Linked DNA regions of Homo sapiens: regions 1 and 3 are each linked to region 2. A link is a contact called in ENCODE Hi-C or POLR2A ChIA-PET data. All regions are on one chromosome and are shown on one strand. The core of a region is the stretch at or near the end of the contact, and the rest is flanking DNA. Distances in the headings are between cores, read along the strand shown.

Region 1 (4,127 bases), core at 985-3,484, 3.2 Mb before region 2:
GCCCAGCCTAGTATAGTGTTGTGAATAAAAGAATGGACTCTGGAGCCAGATCCCCTGGGCTTGAATCCTTGCTTCACCACCCACCTATCTCAATATGTTGTGTGTAAAGCTTTTAGAGGAGTACCTAGCAGGAGGTATTGAATTTGATAGCTCTAGTACTTAGACACATAAGTCATAATTTTCCCTAAGTTACGTGGTAAATGATGGAGTTGGATTGTAATCTTGATCCTTACATCTTATTACCTCTTATAGAAATATTGCCTCTCTAGGTTATGTTATTTTTCCATAATTCCTAGAATGTGTTTTCCTTCCTTTTCCTTCTCCTTTCATGGCCCACATTTTACTCTCCTTTATCAAACTGAAAATTTCACAATCAACATTTAAAAAATTTCTAGTGCAAAAATTTTAACCCAAAAGTCCTCAGCTGTTAGGTACGCCGTTCATGCCATGCATGCACATTTGCATGTGCAAGGAGTTGTTTTGTGCTGTAAGTTGTTTTTCCTTTCTGGACATATTCTATAAGCCCACAAGCGGTGAGCTACTTGAACCCTGAATTTCTATTCACTTCTTGTTAATTTACTCAATTGTATCTAGCACTGGATACTGCTACAGCCACTGGGCTATTTAGTAAATTACCATCTGACTGAAATACAGTCCTTGTATTTTATTCTATTTTTCTTTTCTTGATTATTAGCTGACTTGTTTGGTGACAGGCTGTCAAGAACACGCAAATTTCATGGCCATATAAAAATGATCTCGTCAACGTCTTCCCTCGAATTGAAGCGGAGGATTTAGTTGTAGATTTGGTTTGGCACCTTCCACTTTAAGGAAGATGTAAAAACTAAGGCGCAGGTACTCCAGCTGCAGGGAGTGTTTTTTGTCCCCGCTCCCCTGTCCCCCATAAAGAAACAGGACCTCAGGTGGTGGGCGGGCGGGGAAGGAGAAGGGATGTTTCTAAGTCTACAGGGGAGAGTGTAGAAAGAAAGAAGGAAAAGGTAAGAGGACTCCACAGTTTCTAGGTTTTGTTCTTCTTTTTTTCCCTCTGGACAGCGGTGGCAGCTGATCAGACACAATAGCTGGCAGTCCCCGGCCGCAGTGAGGATAAAAATGACCCTCAACAGCACCAGCAGGAGCACCGAGAAGGGGAGGGGAGTGTGTATGGGAGGGGGCGAGGATGAGGGTGACAAGGTGACAAACGCTGCCTCTGACTGCGAGCAACTCCCCCTCCAGCCCCGCGAGGCTCGGAGCCGGGGAGCCACCTCCCCGGAGCGGGGCGGGGTGGGAAGGAGAGGCCGAGGGGGCGGTGGCCTTCACCCGGGGGCGGGGAAGAGGGCGGAGGGAAGCCTGATTTACCAGCCCCTGATTGGTTCGCGTTCTCTCGTCGCGTCTCCCGATTGGGTAATTTGCAGCGGGAGATGTTGTGAGGCACGGCGGGGCGGAGCGAGCTGCCGGGGTCTGTGACAAGGCCCGGGAATTGGGTGGGGAGGGTGGCGGTTGTGCCGCGGCTCCGGAGCCGCTGTGACCTGGAGTGTGGCGGACAGAGAAGCGCAGCCGCCTCTCCACAGTTCCGCTAGCCGCGCCAAATTCGCTCAGCCGCTCTGCAGAATTTATAAAAGGGAAAGAACTGAATGAGCAACGCTTGGCTAACTTCCCCCTTCCCACCACAGGAAGAGATTTTTGCTGTGAGGCGTGAGGGGACACTCCCTTATCTGGAAGTCCCACGTCTCGTCGCAGCTTCATTGCCTTCCCGCTGCAAAAAAGGGGTGGGGGCACAATTTGCCAAGCCCTGTCCCCCAATCTAGGACCTTTGATCCCTGGAGTCTGCAGATGTCGCTGTTATAGGCTTGTCCCCCTCTCCACCCCAGACGTCTACCACCAGGTCTCCTTTCCCGGGAGCAAGCCCATCCCTGGACGCTGCCGTTCAGCGCTTGGGAGACTGCAGGGGCGGGGAGCGTTGTGTGCCTGGTTTTGGGGTGCTGGGGGGCGAGGGCTTGTAGGTCCCGCGACCCACGGGGAGGGGGCAGGCGAGCACCCCGCTCCGGCCTCCGGCTAATCCCCCTTCTCCAGCGTCGGTTCCCCGGTCCCGTGTTATTCAAGACAGAAAATATTCAGCCCCAGAGCCTCCCCTGGGGAGGGGAGGGGAAGGAGGTGGAGTGGGAGGAGGTGGATCCAGGGAGGAAGAAGCGAGAAATCCGCCCCCGGGAAACAGCTCCGCGCGGCCACGGAGCGAGGCGCTTCTGTCACTTGGCGTTCGCGGGCGCCGGAGCTGGGCCCCGGCCCGGCCCGGCGAGGCGAGGGGAGAGTCCGGCGGCCGCCGCCCCGCCCCACGCCCTCCTGCGGCGGCCGAGAGCCCGGGGCCGGCCGGGGCAGGTCGCGGCGGTGCCTGGGAGCGGCCGGCCGGGGGCGGCGGCCTCGGAGCGCGGCGGCGGCGGCGGCGGCGGCGGCGGGCAGCGCGGGATCGTCCGGCTGCGGGGTCCGGCTCACGCCGGGCGGGCGGGCGGGGCGCGCTGTCCCGGAGCCGGCCAGCCCCGTGCGGATCCACTCGTCCCGCTTCCTCTGGTGCGTGTCTGGTTTCTTTTCCGTCTCAGCCGAGAGGGCGCTGCGCTCGCGGGCCGTGGAGTGCCCGGCTTGCCGCGGGCTCTCTCCCTTCCCGCCACAGGCCACCCGGCCGGGCGCTGGCTCGGGGCCGGAGGGAGCCCGCGGCGGGCGCCCGGCGGGGGCGGAGGGGCCGCGCCCGCGTGTGCGGAGCAAGGGCGGGCGGCGGGGCGGAGGGAAGGGCACAAAGGCCGGCGGTGGGCGCTGGGGTCCGGCCGGCCAGCCTTGGAGGAGGGGCGCCTGGGGCCGCTCATGAATATTAACCGAGCCTGCGGCCTAGCGCGTCCCGGCCGGGCCCGGCGCCCGGCCAGCGTCTCCGCTTCAGCTCGCCGCCGCGCTTCGGCCGCCGGGCCCGAGCGGGCGGGAAGGGTAAGGCCCCCGGTTTTGTCTCGCCCCGGGGCTCCTAGCACCTTTGAGAAAGTCCATATTGGGGCCGCTCTCCTCGGGAGCTCGAGGTCCCCGACCCGCCTCAGGAAGGGGCGGGGGAATCGTGGGGAGGTGGGTGGTGGTTTGCTTTTTCTCGTTTTTTCCCCCTAGGTGGCCACAGGGGAAGGGAAGCCGTGTCGAGTGGTAGTTGGGGGAAAAGCCGCGACTTCAGAGTTGCTCGGGTGTAGCTCCAGAATCATGCCCTGGAGCGGGAGCGGCGCCGGCGTCCCACCCGCGGCCGCGCACGCCTCCCCGGCCGTCCCCACCCAGCCCCGCCGCGGGCCAAGGAAAACAGCCGCCTCCTCGGGGACGCCGGCCGGGGCGGAGGGGCGGAGGGGCGGCGCCCGAGTCACCCGGAGACGCCGCCGAGCCCACGCCGGCCCCAGCCAGGCTGGCTTTGTGCTTGCGTTTTTGGGGGGCGGAGGGGAGCGAAGAGGGGGCTTGGAAAGTGTGATCCCATTTCAGCCTCGTGGGGGAGAAAACTTCACCGAAGTGTCCCTGTCTGGGTGATGCAGAAAACAACATGCACAGCCCTCTGCTCTACCCAGGAAAGACATGAATTAAAATGCACTTGAATGGGGAACATTTTTTCTTGAAGGCTGCATAACAGCCAGGTGTGTTTGACGCAACCGCTGGGCAGTTTCGAGATTTCTCTTTTTTAAACACCCCCTCGAATTTATAGGCTTTTTGTTTGTTTACGTTAAAATTTTTTTTTGTTTGTTTTGCTCGGGAGGAAACGCGAACTTGGTGTGGACATGTGGGCAAGACAGTGATAGGCGCCTGGAGAAAGTTCATGACCTTTAACTTCTCGTTTTCCTAGGATCTCTCTAGGAGCTGACACTCGAACCTTCACGACCCATTCGGATTTTTCCAGGACTCAGGAGTGGCACTGGGAAGAAGGGGACCGCTTTCTGCAATTGGCCTCGACACTGGCTGCCAAGAAGACCTGTCGCCTTTGTTTTTAAGTCTCCAGAAATGGAAGAAGAAGGCGAAGTCAGTTGAAGTCACGAGAAATCAGCGAGGCATTTGAAGGCGCTTCCTGAAAACCTTTATTCCCTGGCACGTTGTCTGTTTCAACAGCCCTGCCCCTCCTCGGAGCCTGCTTG
Region 2 (3,807 bases), core at 851-3,350:
TGACCTTAAAATCAGTATCTGGTTTGACACGCATTGTATTCACTCCCTAAAAAAGCAAGACATGCAACTTGGCTCTTCTTTAAAAGTCTAGGGCCAGGCGCAGTGGCTGACGCCGGTAATCCCAGCACTTTGGGAGGCCGAGGCAAGAGGATCACCTGAGGTCAGGAATTTGAGACCAGCCTGGCCAACATGGCGAAACCCCGTCTCTACTAAAAAATACAAATTAGCCGGTGTGCTAGGGTGTGCTTGTTATCCCAGCTACTCAAGAAGCTGAGGCAGGAGAATCAATCGCTTGAACCCAGGAGGCAGAGGTTGCAGTAAGCTGAGATGGCACCACTGCACTACAGCCTGGGTGACAGAGCAAGACTCCGTCTCAACAAAATAAAAAGTAAAAAAATAAAAGTCTGGGAATAAACAGCATTCTCAGAGTAAGTACACTACCTCAGAATCATCACCACTGCTTCTAAAGTCTCCCTTTCCAAGTGTGACATTCGTTTCTCTACAAAATGCACTTTAGCAGATGTTCAAATTTTCGTCTCCCTTTTGGTGGTAGTCCTTTCCAACAGACTACTAAAAACATATGCATCGCTTAATGCCAGATTCAGAAATGCGAAGGGACATGGAGCCACCAAAAAAGAATATAGACTGTTTTGTCCTGGATTCCTTACCACGTGAAATGGGGAAAAGTCGGCCACTTCAAAGGCCAGAAAAGTATCTTACTAGTGTCCTCGGCCTTCTTGTATATCCAAAAACCTCATCAATTGTTAACAACCAGAAATAAACTAAGAGGCTCCCCAAAAGTGACTTGGCACCGCCACCTCTTCAGCCACCTAGGCTGGTGGTGGCCTGCCGCGGCCACCCCACAGGCGCTGCAGCAGCCCCGCCACTCCCGCATGGTCAGCAACGGACTCCGCCATCTCCTCCGCAGACAGCTACCGGGCGGCGGCGGCAGGGCCCGAGCCTTCTGGCTCGGGGTGCAACGGGCCCCGCATCCCTCCCCATCTAAAGAGGCAAGGCGACCCCCAGCCTCCCCACACTGGCGCCGCGTTCCCGAGCCCGTCTCCACGCCACAGGAAGTCTCCAAACACTGCGGCAGACAGGCGGCTGCAGGCCAGGGGAGAAGAGGGCGCTCCACTCTCCCAAACCCACCCCCGTGGCCCCGGGAACCCCGGGAAGGGCGCGCACCGCCCCCGCCCCCGCCCCCGCCCCCACCCCGGCCCAGATCTCGAGGGCGCGGCCGCCGCCCTGCCCCGCCCCGCCCCGCCGAGTCAGCAGACCCCGGCCCCAGGCGCAGGCGGCGGCCGAATGACACTTGAGAGAGTGAGAGCGGAATCACATGACAGTCCGGGCCACACGCACTTTCTCCCACATGCGCGGCCCACACCCCCCGCGCCCCGCCGCGGACCCTCCGCGTCCCTCCCGCGGCCGCGGCACGGGGCGGGGGCGCCGGCGGTTGCGGCCCAGGTGGGGGCGGCGGTGACCGTTGGGCGCAGGCCGGCGCGCCCCGGCGGGCGGTTGGGTGTTTACCTTGATGCACCGCGACGCTGCAGCCGTGCCCGTCGCAATAAACCAGCGGGTTCTCGGCCCAGCCTCTCTCGTCTGAGCAAACGCAACAGCCTCCAATCATCTCCTTCATACTATGGGAGACCTCGTCCTCCAGTGACACGGGCCGGTCGCTAGAGACCATCTAAGAGGGAGTTGGGGGGACCATTAAAAAACACATGCAAGCCGATTAGTGCTTCCCCCCCACACAGCCCCCCGAGCCCGCCCCGGCGCCCCCCGCCCGGCCCGGCAGCCCACCGCTCGCTCACTCGGGCTTTGCCGCTCAGTCACTCACGTTCCGCACAGGAGTCAGGAGCCATGTCCTTGCTGATTCCCCCCACCTCCCCTCCACCGCCTCCTCCGCCTCCTCCTCCTCCTCAGCGTCTTCCCTCCCCACCTCCACCCGGCCGCTAACGCGGGCGCCCGGAGAGGGCACACATAATCAAGAGGGCCTCCGCACAGGCGCACTGGGGGGAGGGGGGGCTCCCGCTGGGCCAGGGGCAGCGAGGGAGGGGAAGGGGGCTGCGCTTCCTCCTCGGAGCGTCACTTGGCGTGCGCGCCCGTCCTGCGGCCGGCGTGAGGGAGGAGGCCTGGGCGAGGCTAGCCCTGCGTGCGCGCTGCCGCGGCCTGTTGGCTGCCCCCGGCCTACCTCCGGGGCCCCGTCCCCCTCCCCCGCGCCGCTCGCCGCCGCCGAGGTGTGCTGGGGGTGGGCGCGAGGGGAGCCGGCGGCGCGCGGAGGCCGGAATGAACGGGCGCGGGGGCGCGCACGCGGGGGCGGGGACGTTAGGGCCGCCCTCTGCAGCGCTGGTGGCGCGGGCCGCGTGTGAGCGTCGGGAAGAGGCCTGGGAGGTGGCGGGGGAGGTGGACGCCCAGGGCTGGGAAGGGGTTTTCTCAGAATCGCCAGAGGGGAGTCCCCGGGGGCATCATCTCCGTGCCCTGGGAACCTACCTGCTGGCCTTTTCCTCCAAGACTGGCCCGTGGAAAACGAGGGTGGGGCGAGTGTGCCAGCTTCCATGAAGGGTGTAATGAAGCATGGCTTCCTGCAGTTGGCCGCGCTAACTTCACAGTGCTGCCGCAGCCACTCCACCCATTAAATTCACGTCCTGGACTCTTCCCAAAGTTCACCCGCTGGAAGTCCTACCAAATCTGCCGCCCATTTTCGCACTACGTGGGCCCCAATGACAAACGAAAGTGTATTCCAGGCTGAAGGTCAAAAGCCTGTGTTAGGGCTGCACTCGGAGAGGGAACGCCAAGGCGCCCCTCAGCTCGGTGTGCAGGACAAATGGTGGTTTATCCGGAATTAGCAATATAATACGATGATCCGGAAAATGCAGTTGTATTACACCAAAAGGAAGAAGGAACTCTAGCCCTCCTAGTCAGTCGCTAAAACATAATTAACGCCATCAGACAGTGGCGTCCAGTTTTGATGGAGGATTCCTCTGATCCGGGTCTTTTCTCCAAATTTATACTTGGAAATGTGAGGTCATTTAAAAGTGGCAGAAAGATGAGAGCTCCCACCTCACAAACAAATGGAAAATGGATTAGGCCTATCTGCATAGATTAATTAGCTGGATGCTGAGCACTTTTAAACTAAAATCTTCCACTGTCTGCCTATTCCTTATGCATCCGTAAAGCCCAATATTGATGTTTAAGCAAAAAATGTCTAATTAGAAAAGTTTCGCATGAAATCAGAATTATGCATAGATTGTTTAAATGACAAGCCCAGTTAAAAGGCGAATTCATGACTTTTGATTAATACCTTGCAGGTACAAAATGGTTCTTTATCAGCAATTCGCATTATAAATGTGCTGATCTGGAAGATGCACTTTCACAGTGCTAAAGCATAGAGAACCCAAGTTCTCCTAGTCGGTCGCCAAAAGATAATATAATGGTTTGGGCTTTAAAAGCCTTCTAAATGTTCTTCTGATAAAGGGGGGTTAGAAAAGGTATCATGGCTGTTTTTCTATTTCAAATTAATTGCTAGAAATCTGTGTAAGAGTGATAATAGGTATACAGCACAATGAGAGCATATATAGCAAATTCAGATGTTTTAAAAGCTGAGATATACAAAGTAATGGCAATTAAAATATACACTAAAACAATGAGAATTCACATAGTGCATTTAGAAAAGGTGACTACAAGACTACATAATATGAATTCTTTTTTGGGATGTGACAACAATTAATACATTTCTGGATATATAATAATTATATTTTTTAACTACCTTAAAAATTTATGAAACTAAAACGGGCTTCAAACAAAACT
Region 3 (4,018 bases), core at 1,519-4,018, 4.3 Mb after region 2:
TTATCCTTAGGCTCCAAAGCAAATATGTAGTCATCTGGCATCCATTGTACAAGGCTAGATTTATATTCAATAACCCAATTCAGGATATGCATGCCAAAGATTCAGTTCAGGAAAAAATGGAAAAGAAATGTAACTCTGAACTGTATTTGCTTGGCTTTCTCTGGTGGATTTTTCTTCTAAAACTCCTTTGACTCATCCTGTAAAGGCATGTCTTTTTCACTTGCCACTGTATCAGTTCAGTTAGCCTGTTTCAGAATGACTGGTCAAGCTTGCAAAGAATGAAACTACATAAAGGATTTTTGCTGATTCAGCCGTCCTTCTATATTTCCATTTAAAAAGCTCAGCATTCCAAATCAGAATATGTAATCTTGCAACTAAGATTTTATTTCCTCTCAAAAGGATGCGTGAGGATTGCTTATCTTGTCAGCAATTATATTTGGAGTTCATAGCCTTACGGTCTTAAACTGTTGAGACTTTTCTATCACCTTAGTGGAAAAATGAATGAAGAGTGGGTGACAAAAAGATCAGACTTGATGAAAACATTGATTTTTACTTGTTAAGCCCTGAAAAATACATAAAAGATATTTTACTAACCTCCAAAGAAAGATCAATGTGGTATTCTATCACATTGAAGAGAATGAGGAATTTTGCTTAATCTCGAAACAGAGGATCTTTTGTATTGATGTTGTTTTATGTTAACTCACTACACTGCAGAAAACATGACAGGTATGATAATCAAAAATGCTCAAGGACTAAAATGAACCACACACATTGCTGTGGTTAAATTAATTTGGTAAATGTATTTCAGTTTCAAAATGTTATACTACACTATTCATCTGAGAGTGCTTTGCAGTTAATCCCAGTAAATATTCCAGGGAATACAACTATAAACTATAATGGGGATCTTCTGGCTTTTGGATTCCAATTTTAAGTTAAAAATTCTGTAAGTCCATCTAATTTTGGTGAAAAAAAAAAAAAACACGCACAAAAACCCTTTAGTTAAAATTCAGTTTTTCAGCCTTGGGTTTATTACTGTTATTATTTTTTATGGCAAGAGTGCTAAAGAACACAAGAACCCAATCAAGAAAGGACTTTTAAAATGTGAGGTATGCTTGTAGCTTTAAAAACTTTTTACATTACCTACTTCTCAAGTCTGGGCCAGATATTAGATAACGGATGTTAGCAAATACTTGTGTCCAATTAGAACCGTGCTTACATCATTACATATTCAGTAAGAATGTAGCCTGTTGCAAAGCTTCCCTGGGAATACAAAGACTCCTATTATTTCTGTCCAGAGCCACCACATTTGCCAGAATGTCTGTATCTACATTCCATAGTGAAGCCCATAGAAACCATTAATACCCCTTAGCCAAGGGGACAGATGGCTCCTTTTCACCCTTATTAGATCACAAAATAGTTGTGCATAGTGATACTTCCATCGAACTTTAATGACACAATAGAATTTGCAAAGAAGAAAAGAAACTTGCTGGCTCCATTCCAGTTGGAAACTAAGTTTTCTTATCTTCCAACACGTTTTCCATTTTAAACTGCAGGGCATAATTGCGCTTTTTGTGGCCTTGTAAAAATTAAGCAACTTGACTTTGGCAAACCACAATCTAAAATTGTAACCGTTCGAAACCAGAAGGTCAATGTGTTGCAAAACTGTGCAACATTTGGGAAACAAAGTAAAAAGTTAAAAGATTTTTCTTTATGTCCCAAGGAACTGCTTAGAAATCATTCAAGGATCGCTTGAACCCGGGAGGCGGAGGATGCAGTGAGCCAAGATCTCGCCACTGCACTCCAGCCTGGGCGACAGAGTAAGACTCCGTCTCAAAAAAAAAAAAAAAATCGCTCAAGGGGTTTTATTAATATTTTTCTAATCATGAGAAGCTCCAACCTGTGGTCTTCCCGCCACTAGAGGGCTTTACGCGCAGCCCTGAAGTTTTGCACTTTTTAGACGTGAGTTAAGCAACTTTTAGAATTGCTCGTGGGTTGTGTTGGGTGGGGTCAGGCGGCTGCGAGTGGGAAGAGAGTCTACAAACCTGTCTGAAAGATTGCAGGGTGTTTTCGGCTTCCTCTCTCTGAAGCATCTCCTCCTGCAATCTGAAACAGTTGCGCATTAACCAAAGGGGAACGAGGAAACCGCCAGGGGCGGGGCGGCCACACCCAAACACCACGTATTCGCTCTGCGCCTCCAGAGCAGCTGCGCCACCTCCGCGCAACTAGCGCCTGCAGCTTTCAGACCTGCTGCCCTCGGCAGGTTTCAGCGGGACTTCGGGCACCGCGCAGAGGGGCAATCACGGTGGCCGCACAGACCTACAGGACAGCCCCGCCATCCCCGCCCCCGAGGGACCATCCCTTTGTCTCGCTCCCTCCACCGCCTTCCCCTCCTTCCTTCTCCCGCCCGGTGATTGGCAGCCTGCCAGAAGGGGCAGGAAACTTTCTGAAAGTTTGGAGGACTGGCTCTCATTGTGCCCAAGGGCCTTCAACTGCACACAAAGTGGTAGTTTTAAGAAATCTGTAACTTGAAACGGAGCGTCCTTGGGCAATGTGTGGGGACAGAGGAGGAAATGCGAACTGCAAGGTCTGGGTTCTGGGCGGGGCTGCGCCACCACAGCCACAGCCCCGCTCTCCGCTGTCTCCCTGGCAGGCCTCCCCCCGGCCACATCCCCAAGGGCGTGGCAGCTCTCGCGGGGGCCGGGGGGGCGTTCCCCTCTCCCTCCAGCCCCCTCCCGAGGCCCAGCTACTTGCATGGGCGCAGCCTTACTTCTCCCGGAGGCGCATGATGTCCTCGGCCAGGTTGTCGCGCTCCACCTCGACGCGGGCTTTGTCGTTGGTTAGCTGGTCCACCTGCCGGCGCAGCTCCCGCATCTCCTCCTCGTAGAGGTCCCCCAGGCGCGACTTGCCTTGGCCCTTGAGCTGCTCGAGCTCGGCCAGCAGGATCTTATTCTGCTGCTCCAGGAAGCGCACCTTGTCGATGTAGTTGGCGAAGCGGTCATTCAGCTCCTGCAGCTCCACCTTCTCGTTGGTGCGGGTGTTCTTGAACTCGGTGTTGATGGCGTCGGCCAGCGAGAAGTCCACCGAGTCCTGCAGGAGCCGCACCCCGGGCACGCTGCTCCGCAGGCGCACGGCAGAGGAGCGCGTGGCATACACGCCGCCCGGGGACGAGGCGTAGAGGCTGCGGCTGGTGCTGGGGCGCAGCGCGCTGCCCAGGCTGTAGGTGCGGGTGGACGTAGTCACGTAGCTCCGGCTGGAGCTCGGCCGGCTCGCGGTGCCCGGGCCGCCGAACATCCTGCGGTAGGAGGACGAGGACACGGACCTGGTGGACATGGCTGCGGAGGGTGGCGATGGCCTGGGCGGCGGCGGTGGCGCGGACTGGCTCCCGGAGAAGAGGCGAACGAGGGCGCGGTGGGTGTGGGTGGTGGGAGCGCGGCTGCGTCTCTGGCGCGGGGACCTCGGAGCGAGAGTGGCAGAGGACTGGACCCCGCCGAGGGCGCTGTTTTTATAACCCCGTTAGGAAAGAGGGTCCCCTCCCACTGCCATCCCAGCCGCGGAGCGCGCCAGCCAATAGGGACCTAGCGAGAAGCGGGGAGGGTGGGCGGGTGGGGTGGGGGCGCCCTCGAGCCTTCCTGCTCCGGGGCCTGGGACTGGGCATGGTCCCGTTACTTCAGCGCTGGGCTGGGACTTTTGGGGGCTTTCCGGATGATAGTCTGAGCTGGGCTCACCCTGGGGTGCTGAAAAAGGCGGGGTCGCGCGGTGAGGGGGGGGTCCGCCTGGGACTGAACCAGAGGGGTCCGGTGGCACCACGCCAAAGGGGCGTGGGAGGAGGTGCGCGGCGGTCTCGGGGCTGCGGTCAGGCGGGGAGACCCGCGGGCAAAGGAGCGGGAAGAGGAAAGAGTAAGGAATCCCTCAGATCTGAAGTCGCGGAGAAAGAAACAAAGAGCGCCTGAGATTGGAACGCGGGGTGGGGGCGCGCACAGCGCAGGAACGCAGGGCTCAGGCCTCGCCGCAGCCTCGC

What was found. Hi-C counts contacts between places; a loop is a spot of excess contacts on that map. ChIA-PET counts read pairs that join two places held with the same protein, here RNA polymerase II (POLR2A). Pooled maps may share reads with other maps.
Region 1: a map of B cell shows a loop between it and region 2 (20-fold over the local background). The contact joins the promoter of ARHGAP21 here to the promoter of MLLT10 in region 2. A Hi-C loop is called at or near these places in 2 of 168 maps with a recorded cell type or tissue (B cell and naive thymus-derived CD4-positive, alpha-beta T cell) and 12 of 50 pooled maps.
Region 3: a loop to region 2 is called in a map of CD4-positive, alpha-beta memory T cell, with 17 times the contacts of the local background. The contact joins the promoter of VIM-AS1 here to the promoter of MLLT10 in region 2. A Hi-C loop is called at or near these places in 2 of 168 maps with a recorded cell type or tissue (CD4-positive, alpha-beta memory T cell and chondrocyte) and 8 of 50 pooled maps. POLR2A ChIA-PET finds 5 or more read pairs at or near these places in 1 of 52 experiments (activated CD4-positive, alpha-beta T cell).

The regions. Positions count from the first base shown.
Region 1 is chr10:24,721,994-24,726,120 of GRCh38, reverse strand. ARHGAP21 (Rho GTPase activating protein 21) reads left to right here and starts at 2,234. Exons shown (of 26, transcript NM_020824.4): 1 at 2,234-2,559; 2 at 3,842-4,127. RefSeq lists silencers at 1,115-1,494, 2,245-2,434, 2,465-2,534, 2,625-2,704, 2,725-3,084 and 1 more and an enhancer at 1,791-2,701.
Region 2 is chr10:21,532,525-21,536,331 of GRCh38, reverse strand. It overlaps MLLT10 (MLLT10 histone lysine methyltransferase DOT1L cofactor), which reads right to left and starts at 2,100. Exons shown (of 23, transcript NM_001195626.3): 1 at 1,812-2,100; 2 at 1,528-1,687. The coding sequence starts at 1,687. RefSeq lists enhancers at 1-126, 390-1,102, 1,818-2,531 and silencers at 1,163-1,252, 1,393-1,732, 1,843-1,912, 1,923-2,452.
Region 3 is chr10:17,228,735-17,232,752 of GRCh38, reverse strand. VIM-AS1 (VIM antisense RNA 1) reads left to right here and starts at 2,768. Exons shown (of 3, transcript NR_108061.1): 1 at 2,768-3,408. VIM (vimentin) reads right to left here. Exons shown (of 10, transcript NM_003380.5): 2 at 2,768-3,477; 3 at 2,043-2,103. The coding sequence starts at 3,330. RefSeq lists a silencer at 2,604-2,783 and an enhancer at 3,094-3,183.